2 separate regions of the Homo sapiens genome follow, and region 2 is linked to region 1. Evidence: chromatin contacts called from ENCODE Hi-C or POLR2A ChIA-PET data. All regions are on one chromosome and are shown on one strand. Each heading gives the region's core, a stretch centred on a gene start or an enhancer-like site at or near the end of the contact. The rest is flanking DNA. Distances are from core to core; before and after follow the strand shown.

Region 1 (4,736 bases), core at 748-3,247:
AAAGAGACCTAGTGGGTAATTCCATCTAAACTGTAAACTCCTCAACTAATCACCATCGAATGAAAGTTCTACGTGGTGGCTCACGCCTGTAATCTCAACACTTTGGGAGGCTGAGGTGGAAGAATTCCTTGACTCCAGGAGTTCAAGATCAGCCTGTGCAACATAAGGAGACCTCATTTCTACAAAAAAATTTAAAAATTGCGCGTGGGACCACGTGCCTGTGGTCTCAGCTACTCAAGAGGCTGAGGTGGAAGGATCGCTTGAGCCAGGGAGGTCCAGGCTGCAGGGAGCGAGATCACTTCACTGCACTCCAGCCTGAGGGACAGAGTGAGACCCTGTCTCTAAAAAAAAAAAAAAAACTTAAGTAACAAAATAAAGCTCTGCAGTTAGCTTCTCTTCAGGAGGTTTACTTCCAGACCATCCAAATGATTAGAAAGAGGCAGCTCATAAGAGAAACTAAATTACTGCCAAATGCTCATGTCAATACCTACTGGAGGCCGGGTGCGGTGGCTCATCCCTGTAGTTCTAGCTACTTGGCAGGCTGAAGCAGGAGAATCCTGCTTGAACCCGGGAGGCGGAGGTTTCAGTGAGCACATCGTGCCACTGCACTCCAGCCTGGGTAACAGACCCAGACTCCATCTCAAAAAATACAAAAAAAAACAAAACAAAACAAACCTACTGGAAAGGGGTAGGAATTGGAATCTACCTTCATCACCCCATCATTCACTGGGAAGGAAGGCCAAAGCACCAGGTCAGTGGACAGGACATTTCAGGGGTTAAAGTCTAACTAGCTGAAGATTAACTGGAACAAGCCCGCATAGTCTGACAAAATCATATCTATTGACTGGCAGAAAGGGAGAAAATTCCACAGGAAGGGTTGGAATAGAATGGACGAGAGAGACGAGAAAAGCTCTTTCGTAAACGGTTGAGTTCCAGCTGAAAGATTCTAAGGAGGATCTAATGACAGCTGCAATCTGGAATGGCTGCTGTTTCCGAGGTGAGATTAGGAGAGGCAGGGATTAATGAGATATTGAATGCAATCATGAGTGTAATCAAGAGGGTATCCCCAGTAATAAAATGAAAACAGCAAAGCAAGTCTAGAACATCACTGGTAAGAAAACTGTAATCTCTCAAAGAGGGAGTCATTATGCCATTTTACAACTACTGCACCACCTGGGGAGAAATCATGTTTTCTATTAATTTTGCAACTGGCTTTATCTGTCTCTTCCTTCCTAGCCTGATTAATGACAGAGCTGCTTCATTGTTCAGTCCGAGCTGATTTTCATTCCACAGAAGAGGAAAGCAAATGCCCCCACGCCCAGAAAAAATAAAAATTACACTTCATGGAACAAAACGGAAACACAAACTCATCTGGATGTTGACTTGTCTATATGCAACAGCAATCATTTCCTCCTCTCCCCGCTGCCTTCCTAAAGAACAGCAGGATTGGGAAAGGAGACGGGAATCTTGAGACCGCGGGCCTTTCCTGGAGCCGGCCTTGGCTGAGCAGGACACACCCCCGCTAGCGCACTTGCTCCCTCCGTCTACTGCGCGCAAAACCCGATGGAAATAACAGGGAGCCTGGAATAAAGCTGACCCTTTCCCGTATCAGAGCGAAAGGCCAGGTACACGAAGACGGGGCTGGGATCTGTCTCCGAGTTCCCCGCAGTTTCCATGGGAGGGAGCTCGGGTAAAGCTGTGCAATCTGCAGTTCTTCAGACTGCGTCTTTTTGTTTGGGGGCCTTCATTCACTCCGGGGTTCCTGTATCTAACTCGGAGCCATTCCGGGCCGCTGGACCTGGGCGGCTCTGAAGCGAGAAGGCAGAGGACGCAACAGGGCACCCGGCGCCCAGTCAGCGCCACAAACTCCACAGCTACTGCCTCCTGGCTCACACTGAGGTCTGCGCCGCCCCCGCGCCACCCCCGCGCCCATTGCCTCGGTGCAAGCGACCAACTCACCTCTCGGAGCCGACACCAGCAGCGAAGCCGGAAAGAACTGCGAGCGGAGGCCTGTGGGAAATGTAGTCCGCCGATGGGAGGGACTGGTTCCAGCCCCAACGGGCTGCGCGGAGTGCGCATGCGCGGGGGCCGGAGCCCCGGGTGCGCTCGGGGCGGGAAGGCCCTCCGCGCTGCGTGGGGCTGAGGCGAGCTCGGGCTTGCGTTTGCTTTTGTCGCTGAGGAAGACTTTTATTTGTTTATTTTCTTGAGACAGGGTCTTACTCTGTCGCCCAGGCTGGAGTGCAGTGGCGTGATTAGAGCTCACTGCAGCCGCGACCTCCCGGGCTCAAGCGACCCTCCCACCCGAGCCTCCAGAGTAGCTGGGACTGCAGGCGCGCGCCACCACGCCCAACTCATTTTTTAAGTTTTTATAGAGACCAGATCTCCCTATGTTACCCAAGCCGGTGTCGAACTCCTGGGCTTAAAAGATCCTCCCGCCTGAGCCTCCCAAAGTGCTGGGACTACAGGCGTGAGCCACCAGGCTCAGCCGCGGAGGATTTAGAAAGAAGTTTTGGCACCAGCAGATGCCTAATATGTGTACTAAACACCTACCAGTTACTCACTGCATACACCCAAGCAAGGTGTGGGCACACATCAGGCATGCAATGAAAATACTCTCAAAGCCCACCAGAACCTGGAGCAGGACGTAAACCTAGAAAGGTCGCTCGTGCTCACTGCCCTCTCCCTTTCTCCCACTCTGTCTCTGTCTCTGTGTGTGTGTGTGTGTGTGTGTGTGTGTGTGTGTGTGTGTGTGTCTCGTATCTCCTGCAGTTGTGAATGTATTGTTCTACTAAAAATACAAAAAATTAGCCGGGCGTGGTCGCGCGCGCCTGTAATCCCAGCTACTCAGGAGGCTGAGGCAGGAAAATCGCTTGAACCCGGGAAGCGGAGGTTGCATTGAGCTGAGATCCGCCATTGCACCCCAGCTTGGGCAACAAGAGCGAAACTCCGTTTCAAAAGAAAAAGACTAACTGGAGAGGTCTGTCTCCAATGAGACTGAATTTGTCCTGTCCTGCGTTCCTTCAGGAAAGAAATGGGATAAGCCCACCAGGGACCACCCTGAGGCATCTTCTGTATCCCAAATTCTTTGATATATTAGTTAATACATGAAAGAATTTGTTCTTTCCTTAAGAATATAAAACTTTAGAAGATATTTGAAAATGCCTCGGCAATCTGGTTTCATTTTGCAAACAATAGGATATGCATGAAATAGGAGATAAATGAAAAATCTGAGCTACTTTATAACTACTAAGAAGGTGGCCAGACGCGGTGGCTGACGCCTATAATCCCATCACTTTCGGGGGGCCGAGGCGGGTGGATCACCTGAGGTCAGGGGTTTGAGACCAGCCTGGCCAACATGGTGAAACCCCGTCTCTACTAAAAATACAAAAAAATTTAGCTGGGCATGGTGACGCACACCTGTAGTCCCAGCTACTCGGGAGGCTGAGGCAGAAGAATCGCTTGAACCAGGGAGACGGAGGTTGCAGTGAGCCAAGATCGTGCAGCTGCACTCCAGCCTGGGCGACAGAGCAAGACGCCGTATCAAAACAAAAACGAAAACAAAACAAAACAAAAAAAACTACTAAGAAGGCCGAAGGCCCAAAGTATTTTTTTAATTCAAAATCACGGTCCTATGTACATGTTTACAATTAAATTTATGTAAGGAAATCAACACTCCATTAAAAAAACAATAAAAAGAATTATTAAAATAGCTCCTCCATATTCTCTGTTTTGACTAAGTTTTTTTTTTTTTGAAACAAAGTCTTGTTCTGTCACCCTACCTGGAGTGTGGTGGCACAATACTGTCTCACTGCAACCTCAGCCTCCCAGGTTCAAGGGATTCTCCTGCCTCAGCCTCCTGAGTAGCTGAAATGACAGGTGCCCACCACCACGCCCAGCTAATTTTTTGTATTTTTAGTGGAGACGGGGTTTCACCACGTTGGCCAGGCTGGTCTCAAACTCCTGGCCTCAAGTGATCCGCCTGCCTCAGCCTCCCAAAGTGCTGGGATTACAGGCTTGAGCCACTACACCTGGCCTCGTTTTGACTAAGTTTTGAGGCCTTCTGACACTAGGGGCTAAATTCTTCACACCCTCTCTGGTGAGGAGACTGCTGGTGAAGATAACTAACTGTAGGTCATTTTCCTTGTCCAACAGCCCCAGAGAATTAACGCCTGACTTCACTGAGGTACGATGGAGGGATTTTTGGAAAGGGCCCTGCTCTGCTCTGTGTCAAATGATGGGGCACTTGGTCCAATATCATGCTCACTGACCTTCTGAAATAGGATTTTCTTCAGATTGTTTCTCATGTCGTTTAGTTTGAAAAAAGCGATTTGGACCTTCAATTCATCATAATCATGCAGAATAAGAGCATTTCTTTCAGAGAGTTTCATTTCTTTTCTTAGTATCTAAATCTGTACTATTAATATTTTCAGTTGCCTCTCAGACATCCGCAGTTTCTCTTAGTAGGAAAAAAAAAAAAAAACCCACGTGTCAAATGCTCCATCATTTGACACAGAGCAGTGTCCTTTGTAAAAAACCCTTCCATTGTACCTCTAAAACCTGTCATTCTAACCTTTTTGTTGTTCTTATTAACAGTTCATGGACAGGCACGGTGGCTCAAGCCTGTAATCCCAGCACTTTGGGAGGCTGAGGCAGGCAAATGGCTTGAGCCCAGAAGTTTTAAGACCAGCCTGGGTAACATGGGGAAATCCCGACTCTACAAAAAAATACAAAAATTA
Region 2 (4,736 bases), core at 1,637-4,136, 1.9 Mb after region 1:
CCTGCCTCAGCCTCCTGTGTAGCTAGGATTATAGGCGCACGCCACCAAGCCCAGGTAATTTTTGTATTTTTAGTAGAGATGGGGTTTCACCATTTTGGGCAGGCTGGTCTCGAACTCCTGAGCTCAAGTGATCTGCCTGCCTTGGCCTCCCAAAGTGCTGGGATTACAGGCGTGAGCCACCAGTGCCTGACCCAGAGTGATCTTTTTTTTTTTTTTTTGAGACGGAGTCTCACTGTCACCCAGGCTGGAGTGCAGTGGCGTGATCTCAGCTCACTGCAAGCTCCGCCTCCCGGGTTCACGCCATTCTCTTGCTTCAGCCTCCCAAGTAGCTGGGACTACAGACGCCCACCACCACGCCCGGCTAATTTTTTTGTATTTTTAGTAGAGACGGGGTTTCACCGTGTTAGCCAGGATGGGCTTGATCTCCTGACCTCATGATCCGCCCGCCTCGGCCTCCCAAAGTGCTGGGATTACAGGCGTGAGCCACCTAACCCGGCCCAGAGTGATCTTTTTAAATACAAATAAGACCACGTCATCCTCTGCCTAAGATCACTATTCACTGTGCTCTGAAAAAAATCCAAAGGCCTGCTAGGCCCTGCATGACCCACTCCTGCCAACCACCATGGTTTGCAACCTCTCCTGGGGATCCCATGCACCAGCCAGCCACATGGCCTTTCAGGCCCCGACTCTGCCAAGCTCCTTGCCCCCACTGGCTTTTGAATATGCAGAGCTTTCATCCTGGAACAACCTCCCTCCATCAGCACCTCCCAATATCACACAGAGGCCCCTGCCTTTGCAGAGACCTTCCTCACTCCTCCCTGTAATGCACTAACCTCGTCTGGTTCCTTCTCATAACATGTGGTGCTTTCTTTTTCTCTTCTGAGCACTCACAATAATTTCTGAATATATATTCATATGTCTACTTGTTTACTTGGCACAGGCCTCCAATGCCTTTCCTTCTCTCTCTCTTTTTTTTCTTTTCTTGAGGCGTTGTTTCGCTCGTTGCCTAGGCTGGAGTGCAATGGCGCAATCTTGGCTCACTGCAACCTCCGCATCCTGGGTTCAAGCGATTCTCCTGCCTCAGCCGCCCGAGTAGCTGGAATTACAGGTGCGCGCCACCACGCCCGGCTAATTTTTTTTTTTTTTTTTTTTGAGATGGAGTCTCACTCTGTCACCCAGGCTGGAGTGCAGTGGTGAAATCTCGGCCCACTGCACCCTCCACCTCCCAGGTTCAAGCAATTCTTCTGCTTCAGCCTCCTGAGTAGCTGGGACTACAGGCGCACACCACCACGCCCAGCTAAATTTTCTATTTTTAGTAGAGATGGGGTCTCACCATGTTGGCCAGGCTGGTCTCGAACTCCTGACCTCGTGATCCTCCCACCTCGGCCTCCCAAAATCCTGGGATTATAGGTGTGAACCACTGCGCCCAACCTAATTTTTTTGCATTTTTAGTAGAGATGGGGTTTCATCATGTTGGCCAGGCTGGTTGGCTGGGCACCGTGACTCATGCCTGTGATCCCAGCACTTTGGGAGGCCAAGGCAGGTGGATCACCCTCTTTTTTTTTTTTTTTTTTTTTTTTTGAGGCGAAGTCTTGCTCTGTCGCCCAGGCTGGTGCAATCTCGCCTCAGTGCAACCTCTGCCTCCTGGGTTCAAGTGATTCTCAAGCCTCAGACTCCCAAGTAGCCGGGATTACAGGTGCTCGCCACCACACCCGGCTAATTTTGTGTACTTTTATTAGAGATAGGATTTTGCTGTTACCCAAGCTGGTCTCCAACTCCTGGCCCCAAGTGATTCGCCCACCTCGACCTCCCAAAGTGCTGAGATTATAGGTGTAGGCCAGCACGCCCAGCCTGCCCTCTCACTACAAATCTCCTTCTCCTGGGTAACTTTTCATGATCAGAATTATCCTCTTCCATGCCGGGTGCGGTGGCTCACGCCTGTAATCCCAGCACTTTGGGAGGCCTAGGCGGGCGGATCACCTGAGGTCGGGAGTTTGAGACCAGCTTGACCAACATGGAGAAACCCCGTCTATACCACCCCGGGCGTGGTGGCCTGCGCCTGTAATCCCAGCTACTTGGGAGGCTGAGGCAGGAGAATCGCTTGAACCCGGGAGGCGGAGGTTGCGGTGACCTGAGATCGCGCCATTGCACTCCAGCCTTGGCAACAAGAACAAAACTAGGTCTCAAAAAAAAAAAAAAAAGAAAAAGAAGTATCCTCTTCCAGGAAGCTTCACTGACACCCCTAGGCTGGGTCATGTGCCTCCTCAGGGCTCCCACAACATCTCCATCCCAACACAGGGCCTGACACATGGGAGTTGAGACAAGTTAGGTTGAATGAATAAATGAAACACACAGCACACTCACGGAGATGAAGAGACAGGAAAAGGGGGCCAACAGCACAATACAGGTTCGCTTCTTAAATGAGCGGTAGGCATGGCCCTCTGCGCTCCCGGGGGGCCACGAAGCTGTCCTAAGGGTGTGGGCGACAGCAGGCGGGTACTGGGGAGCCACGGAAGGGTGGGGAGCAGGGAAGGGCGGATCGCTAACTGCAAATGAATGAAAGTTGCATTTCTCTGCATATCGCACGCTATCCAGTCCCAAGTTGTTTTCTTCTAAAGGAATTTCCTAAAGAATCGCCCCCCAAGGGGCCTCCTACCCGAACCTGGCATCCCAGCGCTGTGCACACCTCAGGGTTCCAGATCCTTGATCTCGTGACCTCTGACCTGCAGTGACCTCGCCAACCGACGCGGCCGCCCCGCCACGCCCCCGCCCGCCCGATCTCCTCCGCCGGCCACGTACGCCACTTACGCAGCCGGGGCGTCCCCGCAGCCGCCGCCGCCAAGCCTGCCGGGTGCATCCTTCGCCGCCGCCACCTAAGCCGCGGTTCGGAGCGTGCCCGCCCGGCTCCCGTACCCACGCCCCGCCGGCGAAGAGACAGCCAATGGACGTCAGGATTGAGGGAAGGCCTCGCCCCCACCCCCCCGACCCCTCCAGCCCCCCCCTTCACGGAGGCCTGGACGACTGGGCGGTGCCTTACGTAAGAGGCGGAGACTGGGCTACTGGGCTCATGCAGTAAAGCGAGTCAAGGCCTGAGTGGCAGGAGGGCGAGGCCGGGACCAATCCCAGGAGGAGGCGGTGTCTGCCACGACAGAAAATGAGTGTCTGCCCCTTGCCGGGGCTCACGCCCCTAACTCCAGCACTTTGGGAGGCCGAGGCGGGAGGATTGCTTCAGCCCAGGGATTCGAGACTAGCCTGAGCAACATAGTGACCCTCGCCCCGCCCCATCCCTACAATTTTTTTTTTTTTTAATTTAGCCAGGCTCAGTGGCTTAACGCCTGTAATCTCAGCACTTTGGAAGGCTGAGGATCGCTTGAGCCCAGGAGTTCGAGACCAGCCTGGGCAACAGCGAGATCTCCATCGCTACAAAACATTTTTTAAAATGTAAATATCGAGCGAAAAGGTCGATGGGAAATGCAGTTCTCTGCAGACAGCCGTTCAGTTTGGGTCATTGAGAGCACTGGAGAGCCAGAAAAGGCTGTGGAGCAAGGAAAAGAGAAACATTTGTGTTCCTGAGGGGCTAATTGGAGTTGTAGGGGCTTATACAATTTTTGACATCCCTTAGGTATTAAAGTAAATATTTATTTATTTTGAGACAGGGTCTTCCTCTGTTTTCCAGGCTGCCTCGGACCCCCTGAGCTCAAGTGATCCTCCTGCCTCAGCCTCCCCAGTAACTGGCACCACAGGCATGCACCACCATGCCCAGCTAATTTTTAAATTTTTTGTCAAAACAGGATCTTGCTATGTTGCCCAGGCTGGTCTCGAATTCCTGGGCTCAAGCCATCCTCCTGCTTCAGCCTCCTAAAGCATTAGGATTACAGACATGAGCCACAGTGCCCGGCCTTAAAGTGAATATTTAGAGTGAGAAAAGGAAACCCAACAAGTTAGGTGAGAAGAACCAGGTGTCTCTCTTGGAATAGATCTTAAGGCAGTTTCCCAGAAATTCATAAAAATGTTCTCACATTGCAACCTGGTTCCCTCTGTCCACCAAAAGCATTCTACAACCCCCAGCAACTCACAGCACACAGGCGCACCTGCAAGTGAAGAGCCCTGCCCACCTAGCGTCCTTAGTCTCTCCTCTCTCTGACTCTCAGTCTCCCCCCTTCTCTCCCTCTCAGACTCCCCGACTTATCTCAGGAAAACATAGTGGTGGAAGTTACTTCTGCGCAGCGATAGCGCATCCGGAAGGATGTCAGCAAGTGACCCTATCGCTGTGGCTTCCTCTTCCTCCTCTGAGACGTTGTCTTTTTGGAGACCTTAAGGGCTGCTCCTGGTTTCTCAGTGATGAGTGCTGGCTCCACTGTGGTTCCTTTTTGTGAGCGAAATGCCCGCATTCTTCTTCACCTCTGATTTAGCCTCTGTCCCCTGGGCTCCAACACCATTTTCTCCTCATCCTCAGCCCTCTCTTGCTCTGGTTGCTCCAGATACATCTCTTCCATAAATGTTTTTTTTTTTCTTATTGCTTTTTTGTTTGTTTTTTGAGATGGAGTCTTGCTCTGTCGCCCAGGCTGGAGTGCAGTGATGCGATCTCGGCTCACTGCAACCTTTGCCTCCTGGGTTCAAGTGATTCTCCTGCTTCAGCCTCCCGATAGCTGAGATTACAGGCGTGTGCCATCGCACCTGGCTAATTTTTTGTATTTTTAGTAGAGACAGGGTTTCGCCATGTTGGCCAGGCTGGT

Evidence for each region. A loop is a pair of places that touch in the nucleus more often than their neighbours do. ChIA-PET counts read pairs that join two places held with the same protein, here RNA polymerase II (POLR2A). Pooled maps may share reads with other maps.
Region 2: a loop to region 1 is called in a pooled map, with 10 times the contacts of the local background. The contact joins the promoter of YIF1B here to the promoter of ZFP14 in region 1. A Hi-C loop is called at or near these places in 2 of 50 pooled maps. POLR2A ChIA-PET finds 5 or more read pairs at or near these places in 2 of 52 experiments (Panc1 and activated CD4-positive, alpha-beta memory T cell).

What each region holds. Positions count from the first base shown.
Region 1 is chr19:36,377,204-36,381,939 of GRCh38, forward strand. ZFP14 (ZFP14 zinc finger protein) reads right to left here and starts at 1,998. Exons shown (of 5, transcript NM_020917.3): 1 at 1,960-1,998. RefSeq lists a silencer at 2,105-2,194.
Region 2 is chr19:38,313,061-38,317,796 of GRCh38, forward strand. It overlaps YIF1B (Yip1 interacting factor homolog B, membrane trafficking protein), which reads right to left and starts at 2,887. Exons shown (of 8, transcript NM_001039672.3): 1 at 2,800-2,887. The coding sequence starts at 2,857. RefSeq lists a silencer at 2,722-3,211.